2 separate regions of the Homo sapiens genome follow, and region 2 is linked to region 1. A link is a contact called in ENCODE Hi-C or POLR2A ChIA-PET data. All regions are on one chromosome and are shown on one strand. Each heading gives the region's core, a stretch centred on a gene start or an enhancer-like site at or near the end of the contact. The rest is flanking DNA. Distances are from core to core; before and after follow the strand shown. Region 1 overlaps LINC01170 (long intergenic non-protein coding RNA 1170). Region 2 overlaps ZNF608 (zinc finger protein 608).

What was found. A loop is a pair of places that touch in the nucleus more often than their neighbours do. ChIA-PET counts read pairs that join two places held with the same protein, here RNA polymerase II (POLR2A). Pooled maps may share reads with other maps.
Region 2: a pooled map shows a loop between it and region 1 (3-fold over the local background). The contact joins two enhancer-like sites. A Hi-C loop is called at or near these places in 1 of 37 single-sample maps with no recorded cell type and 5 of 50 pooled maps. POLR2A ChIA-PET finds 5 or more read pairs at or near these places in 1 of 52 experiments (OCI-LY7).

Annotation. Positions count from the first base shown.
Region 1 is chr5:124,125,855-124,130,127 of GRCh38, reverse strand. The region is part of intron 4 of LINC01170 (long intergenic non-protein coding RNA 1170); the gene reads left to right. Among named protein-coding and RNA genes, the nearest start is that of LINC01170, 310 kb to the left of the region's middle. Within about 2 kb of position 2,072, at least 4 of the 41 ENCODE cell types and tissues checked have a DNase peak (open chromatin) inside an H3K27ac peak, as active enhancers do.
Region 2 is chr5:124,632,754-124,637,026 of GRCh38, reverse strand. ZNF608 (zinc finger protein 608) reads left to right here. Exons shown (of 10, transcript NM_020747.3): 10 at 1-112. Among named protein-coding and RNA genes, the nearest start is that of ZNF608, 110 kb to the left of the region's middle. Within about 2 kb of position 2,491, at least 3 of the 41 ENCODE cell types and tissues checked have a DNase peak (open chromatin) inside an H3K27ac peak, as active enhancers do.

The DNA.
Region 1 (4,273 bases), core at 823-3,322:
AACAATACTGACAACTTTGTGGCACTATTCTGATGAAGAAGTGAGATGATGTGTGTCAAGTACCAAGACGAAAATAGCAATTATGCTCCATTATTGTGAGTCTGAGATACAGTGATTATTTCCTTTTGCCTTATGGATTCTTTTGCTTTGAGAAAGCAAGAGAAAGAAAGAATGGATTTAAGTGTTCTAGTGTGAGAACCGGTCAGAATGAAATAGATGGTTGCTGTTTGTTGTGAGCAGTCTGCAAAGTGAGAGCAGCACCCAGAAAGCAGGCGGGACGGACCGTGGCATCCAACGCCCCTTCAGCCTCAGAATAGTTTGCTCTGCATAAAGCCAGCCGAGAGATGTCTATCCTAGGCATTCGGGGCCTTGGGATCCCCCAGCTAGTCTATCTGAACACTGCTGGTCCCAGGAACCCCTCACAGTGGCAGGTCTGAGCTGGAGAGAAGGGCCAGGGACTTAGGGGATGTGATCAGAGGTCCTGCAGCAAGTCAAGTTCAGGGTAGTGATGCACTTCTGGGTCCACTGGGTCACCTGTGCCTACTCCTGCTGTTCAAATAGGGGATGGTGACTTTTCAAGTTTCATAGTTCAGAAAGTATATCAGAAGGGAGGCTTAGGGGCCAGTCTTAGTGTTTCTGTGATCTAGCTGTGCGACCTGGGTTAAGTAGCTGTGCCTCACTTTTCTATTCTATAAAATGGGCATAGCAAGACCCATGCACTGTTCTGTGGAGAGAATAAATGTGAGAATGATCATAAATGCACTCCAAAAGTTTAACACTGCTGAAACACTGCTCACCTTTTTGTCATCCATACTCCACCTGATCCATTAAATATGTTGTAATGTAGTTCATTGTTATTATGATATCATCAACTATTTTACAGGATAGAGAATAGGGACAAAAGAAATTAAGTGATTTGCTCAGGGTTGCATGGCAAGTCGATGCAGGGAGGGTTTCTGGCCTTGGAGGCTGTGCCTGCTCTTGCCAGAGCATGGAGACCCTCCTGAAGCCGGCCTTGCACACTTAGTCAGCTGGCATGCTCCATGTGCATCTTCCTGGAGCATGTGGTCTCTTGGTGCTGCTCATGGAAGCAGTTGCCTTGCACAGATGTCTGAGAACTCTCGCTGTGGGTCTCACTCTGGATCCTTGTGCAGTAACCCTCCCCTAATCTTTCCCATAAATAATGATGAGCCAGACCCTGACTTTCTCTTTGACTGGCCCATCTCCCCAGTTACTCCCTCTTCCCTATAGTGCACAAACTATGAAAAATTACAGTTCATTCACACTTTAGGCCCTGGGTAGCTGAATCCAGTGCCTTCAACACTTAGCCCTCTTTGTTCCTCCACCGCAACCCAACCTGCCTGCACCCTCTTTGTGTGTATATGTGTGTTTGTGTGTTTCTATTTAACTAATAAACTTTATGCTTTAGAGCTGTTTTACGTTCATGGCAAAACTGAGTGGAAAGTACAGAGAGTTGCACATATCCCCTGTTCCACACACCACCTTCTTTTTTGAAGCTATGATAACAATGCAACTTTCCTAACGGGCGCTTTGTACATGGAAGGCTCCTTCCCAATTGAACTGCCATAGCACAATGCAGTAAAGACTCTGTAACAATAGCTGATGTACTGCACATTACAATTCTAATCATATATTTTATTGGAAGCTGTATACCTCTTAGAGCCAGCATTTCATTTGCCTCCTTTGCCTTATAGAAACACTGCTGCTGTGACAACGGGCAGCAGTAAAGCTAATGGTCTTTTCCAAATTCCTTCTTAGATTCAAAGGGAGAAAAAGTGTGAAGGAGAGGGAAAGAAAAAAATCACACAGTCATTTCCAGCTATTTGTGTTAAAATACAAAGAAAACAGGGCACATTCAAAAATGGTATGCCGGGAAGCCTCCATTAATATTTATTTTGGCATTAATATTGATAAGAAAGTACTTTGTAGCTGGGCTTTGTTGCCTACCCCAGTATCCTCAAGCTCCCTGTTATTCAAGCTGGTGGCCATTAGCTTGCGTCTTCCTCTGTACCCAGAGCCTCTGAGAGACTTGGCGGGCCTCCAGCTCACTTACGCTTAAATGGACACTCAAGCTCCGACGGACACACAGCTAAATAGAGGCCAATAATTCAATACAGTATGACTGTACTGGGGCTGCTAGTAAATCCATCAAGCAGTAAATATCATCTGAAGCCAATGCAAGCTTTTATCTTTCCAATTTTTTTGTATGTCTGAGCGAAGCCCAGGCATTCAGCGAATCATGTAATTTATTCTGCAGTGCCGAGCCTGGGCTGTCTCAGACATCATATTGACTTTTTTTTTCTCCCATCTGTCAGGGGCAGTCAGCAGCTCTGCTATTGTGAGAGCGCATCACATTACATCTATTTATTTATTTATTTCCGCTGCTTCTTTGTAGCATGATTGGGCAAGAACGCATTATCTCAGATCAGCGAATACTAAGAAAAGCATCTGAACATCATTACGACAGCATGTTAAACATTTGTCCTACCCAGTTTGTTAAATCAGCAAATGTATTTCCAGCAAATGCTTGTAATTGTTCATAAAGGGCTCCCTACTGCAGGGTTTTACTAAGCTGAAAATATGGCCTGTTATTTTCTTCAGCTCTTTAGGTCAGCGGTGATTCCAATATATTGTAAATAATGCTGAACAGCTGGTGTACTGACTTGGTGTGTGTGTGTGTGTGTGTGTGTGTGTGTGTGTGCGCCTCTGTCTGCATATGCATGTGTCTGCACACAACCACACACCTGGCTATAGCTCTGCATGTTGCACACATATTTTGTGCACATGTAAATGATTGTATAGGTCAATGCGGTATAAAGTACTGTATATGGCCAGGCAGGCCCAACACTTTGGGAGGCTGGGGTGGGAGGATTGCTTGAAGCCAGCAGTTCAAGACCAGTCTGGGCAAGAAAGTGAGACCCCTGTCTCTACAAAAAATAATGTAAAAAACGTAATTAGCCGAGTGTGGTGGTGTGTGCCTGTAGTTGTAGCTATTCAGGAGACTGAGGTGGGAGGATCCCTTGAGACCAAGAGTTTGAAGCTGCAGTAAACTATGATCGTATCACTGCATTTCAGCTTGGGTGACAGAGCGAGACCCCATCTAAAAAAAAAAAAAAAACAGTGCTGAATATTAACTTCACAAAGTTAATGATTAGGTTATGGTTTACAATGGTTAGAGAATGTCCTGCTTCCTAATCAATCAAAATTTAGCCTGAGAACAAAGCTCTTTTGGTTACAGTTGCTGTCTTCTTGAAAACTTAAAAAGTGTAGCTCCTAAATTTAAATGTTATTTATGATTCTCTTGCTCTTCTTCCTGTATAAACTTCAAATCGAAGAGACAAATAGGAGGAAGCCCCTCTTTTCACAGTGGGGTTTGAGACTGCTACTGCTGGACAGAGCCATCAGACATCTACTGATTGGATGATGACACCCCAAGTAAGATGCTTCCCCCTAGGATACCCCCCAAAGCAACTAACTCTTTCTCAAAAGCCAGGTGTGCTTCTGAGACTCATCCTGATTGACTTGATTCCATTTGAATTTGATTCATGTCCTACTCTAGATGCATGCATCAAAGAAAAGTGTTTTAGAAGTTTCTTGATTTTCTTTAATAGGCATCATAAATGTACTTCACAGAAACACCAATGCAGGATATGCAAATGGAGCCGGACTTAGAGTCAGCCATGTTGTTTGCCCAACTTCTCTTTACAAACAATGTTTAAAACCAAAAAATCCCACACCTTTTTATAAATGACTGTAAGTAAGGCCGTTGATATTTTGAGAAGCAGTGAAATCGACATTGTTTTAAGAACTTGGCTCTTCTGTATACGTATGATCAATTTTTAAAAATGGCATCCTATTCCTTTGGATAACTGCATTCATTGAAAAAATACTTGTGGTTTGTACTTGATAAAGAATATCTTTCTATGGACTGATTGTGAAAAATGACTTTGTATTTTATACTCCATTATTAGTGTCACCACCTTAGAAAATATCAAATTGGCTTTCCCATCTACATCTGACCAGGAGAATCTGGGTAAACATGAGTTTTATTCTAAGATTGGATAGAATTATGGCTCACATCCTTGGGTGCATAGTTGGGCACACTCTCCCTCTCCACACAGCAGAGAGCATCAATGCATATGTTTAATTTCCCTTTATTAACCTCCAGTTAGAAAGTCCTGCACAGTACATGCGGCTTTTAGTATTCCAAAGAGCAGACACACTGTCTTTCTAAAAAAGCATATTAAAAGGC
Region 2 (4,273 bases), core at 1,242-3,741, 510 kb before region 1:
TGCTGTAATCTAGTTTATTTTATGTAAAATGTATATTGAATGCTTTCCTTTTTTATACCTGCCTTAAATAATTTGGCAATCAGAATTAAAAAGTTTTTTTTTTTTTAAATAATGGCTTCTTGTCTGTCTCATGTTATTTTCTACCTGGCTGATAGTCATTCTAATTTTCAAAGAAGGGTTTCTTAATATTATTAATATCCAATGCATAAGATACAGTAAACAGATATTAACTTTTCTTATAGGATACATAGGTATAACAACCAAATAGTGTGTTTAATTCGGTGAATGTATTCCCATTTACAGGGTATTTACCCTAAACATGGAGCACGATATCACTAGAAATTAGTAGATACAGGTTTCTATGGTATGGAATGATACTTCAAAGATGCAAATGTTATGACATGTGGATAACAGGAAAAATATGTAAAAAGTCATTTAGTCAGTTAGCTGTCATTACATTGATTTACTAGAATATTTTATGCCAAATTTTAACTGCCTCTTCTCTCCCTTCTTTGCTTGGAACAAACACTTACTGAGTGCCTGCTTTATCCCAAGCACTGCACTGGGTTCTGGCATATTGCAGTAAACAAAGCAGACACAAATTCCTGTCTTCATGGAGCTTTCATTTTTTGGTGGGTGGGATAAACATATCATAAAATATCTGAATAATATATAGAGCATGTTAGATGGTTGATAAATGCAATGAAGAGAAATGAAGCATGGGAGTGGGGCATAGTGAATATGTGCTGGAGTTTGTAACTGTAAACAGAGTGGCCACTAAAGAGATGGGGGGGATCCATGCAGACATCTGGGGGAACACCACTGCAGTGACATGGAAGAGCAAGTACCGAAGCCCCAAGGTGGGAGTGTGCTTTGTATGTTTGGACTGGTTGATTTCAGTGCTCCATTCCAGCTGTAAGTTTTTATTATTTTACTATAATTGCTAATGACAGTGCTACCACGTGGTTTACTAAAAAGTTCTTTAAGCTGACGGAATTTGTCTTGGTATAATTTGGTTAGTTCTACCTAGAGGCCTTTGCATCAGAAATGAATAGAATTTTGCAATCAAAAAGAAATGTTTCCCTTGATTTTGAAAGACCACCTTAGAGTATTGCCTTTGCTGCTTGGCTTACACATCTAGTCTATGTTCTTAATAGATTTCAGTAAGAAGATATTTTTCTGTTAGTTTTCAGTTTTTCTTTTGAATTTCATCCAAGCTGTTATTTATAAAAATATCGTTTGTGGTGTTTAATCCTATACATAAGAGTATTTCACATATTTTTCATCATTTTTAAGCTATCAACGCTTTTTCGTTTTTATACGACATCTTGATTATCCTTGAAGACTTGAGGTAATTTGTCTTATACCAGTTAAGCAAGTATGTTTTCTCTGTTCAGACTATAGTTGGCAGGGTATCTGTTGGTTGCCTACATGCTGATCCAGTTCTTAACCAACCCCTTAACTGTCAAAGCACAGAAGCAGAACTAAGGTCAACTTACATCTTCACTAGCTGAATTTTCATGTTCTTGTTGGTAGCTGGGTGATACTGTGGATTCCTGATGATTTTCTTGCTCTTAATAATATATATGGAAGCCAATCTTACCTTTCAGCTGCAAAATGACTAGATGTATGTTTATTACATAGCAGGCTTTTTAAAATCACTTCTAATTAGGTGGTTAAGTAAACAGGTTATAAATAGCTGCATTGGACCATGTTTAACTCTGCTCCTGTAATAAACAGGAATGCTGATAAATACAAAGAGATATATGACCAAAAGCACATTGCAATTTGAATAGGCTCTTCCCCTAGGCTTTTACTGGAACATTATTCGTGACTGGTTTACATTAATCACTAAATGAAGTTTTGTTTCTTCCTCTTACTGTTACAGTGTTGTCTTTGCTGATGACAACATGAATTGCCAAAGGCCAGGGCTTATTTATATTACGTGTGCCATTTCTCTGGCTGAGTATATAGTCAGTACCGAGTGGTAAATTAAAGATTCCCAAAAGACAAGTGTACTTGGCTCCATTATATTACTATGATGAATCTGCCATTAATACATTCTAATTGTTTTACTTTTATAGACATAAAATCAGTCCCCTTAGTGACTAATAATAGGGTTTATTGATTTTACTAAACATTACTCATTCCAGGCCTGCTCATATCAGCTTGTCCTGAACATATGCAAAAAGCCTGCAGTGCTGACACAGTGCAAATTAACTTCATGGAGAAATGGGAGTGAAGAGTTGTTTACAGCTGTGGTCCCCTTGAATACAGAATATTAAAAACCAGGTAATAGGCTCCATACAGAACCATTTATTCCTAGATTACAATCTCAGATGACTTTTTCATGGAAACTTGCCATTGCTGTTCAGCCCAGGTCATTAACACTTGCAGAGTAAAACGTGTGGCCTTATACATTCACACTGGCTGTGACCCTGATTTAGTGTGGTTTCAGCCCAAGGGTCTGTGAGTAACCAGAATGAATAGCTCTGATTGATGCAGGATAAAAACAGCAGTTTAAATGATAATTACTGGTCATTTCATTCCTTCCCTGACTCTGAAAGAGACAAGACAGGCAAAGCCATTTATTATTGTTTTTGTCACTAACCACAGTCATCCATTCCCTGCTTTTTGCAGTAGCCTGAGTCATAAATGTTGTTTACTTTCAGTTAACTTTAGAAGAGAAAACAAAGCAAGGCCCCCAGTCTGACTTTTCATTTTTCTTAACAAAATCACTCTTTAAAGCAAGGGGTGAGTTCTCAACCTTGGCACTATTGACATATGGGACCAGATAATTCTTTGCTGTGGGGGAACTGTTCTGTGCATTGTAGTATATTTAGCAGTACTCCTGACCTCTACTCTGGAGATACCAGTAGCAACCTCCCCAACAAATTGTGACAACCAACAGGTCGTATGAAATTTAGAACTCATGCCTAGCCCCTGCCCCACAGGTAGAGTGCTGAGTTCTATCGTTCTTTGTTGCTTTTGGAGATAGGAAAGCCATCGATGTTTCCTTGTAACTCGATGTAAACAGAATGGGGATGCTCATTTGACCAATGTGGATAAAGTTGGACCAGACCTCTAGCTCTTTAAAAAGAATTGGATGACCCAGATTTTAACATAATAATTAGTAGTTCTTTTAGGTTGAAGATGAATTCAATTTTAAAACCACATCTGAGGGCTGGATTCATTTCACAGCACGTCAATTAGCAGTGCTAGCCCACTAAAAATACATATTATTTCTTCTGGAATGAAGGCTGTCAGTGGAAAACCTGGAAAAAAATGGATAAATCTTAATTGAGTTGCTGGGATTGAATTCAGATTTTCTTCACACAGGGAGAGGCATTTCTTTCATACACAGGAACAAACTTTGAGAGATTCTCACATACACTATACATTTCAGTGAAGTTTTTTTTTTTCACTTAGACATTTGAAAATAAAATGAAAGGAAACATCAAAATCTGCAATATGGAGAAAGTTAAAGTATCCAGGGCTATCATGAACACAAGGCATGATAACACCCATGGACAAGTCTAGGTTTAGGTCTGATCAGACTAGCCTGACCCTTGGCCAGCTGTTGTCATGTTCCTGTCTACCTGGAATGGCAAGTAGTACGATGGAACAAAGCTTCTTTCCTGTGTCCATAACGGACGTGGCTAATCATTGCCGCATTCTCTCCACCTGAATGTGTGTGAGACCTCATAACAAGTTTCTCAGTGCAGCTTTCCCAGTAGTCCCTAAAAAACAGACCAAAGTTGACACGCAACATGAAGGCTGTTTGCCACCTCTGCAAGAAACTAAACTCTTATGGGACTAAATCATGACCCCTATAACTTTCAAGGGTGTCACCCTCACAACCCCCCAATTTCAGGCAAGGAGACTTAACATGGCACTATTCCTCCTTTCAACTATTGGAAACTTTGGAAGTTATTTATTTACCTTCAGTGTTTTAAAGCACTGATTTCTTCAGTCAGAAAAGTTGGGGAACCAGAATCGTTACTTATTGACCCAACTTTCTACTGATTTATGGAGGTGTTATCTTTTTCTCTTTTACTTTCATGCTATCATCACATCTTTGGCTCTCCTGCCACCCTCTTATAATGATCTTTGATTAGATAGAATCCATCCAAATAATCCAGTATCATCTCCTTCTCTCAATGTCACCTGATTAACAATTTTAGTTCCATCTGCAATCTTAATTCCCCTTTGCCACGTAACAACCGTTTCACAGATTCTGGGGATTAGGACATGGACATCTTTGGGGGCTACC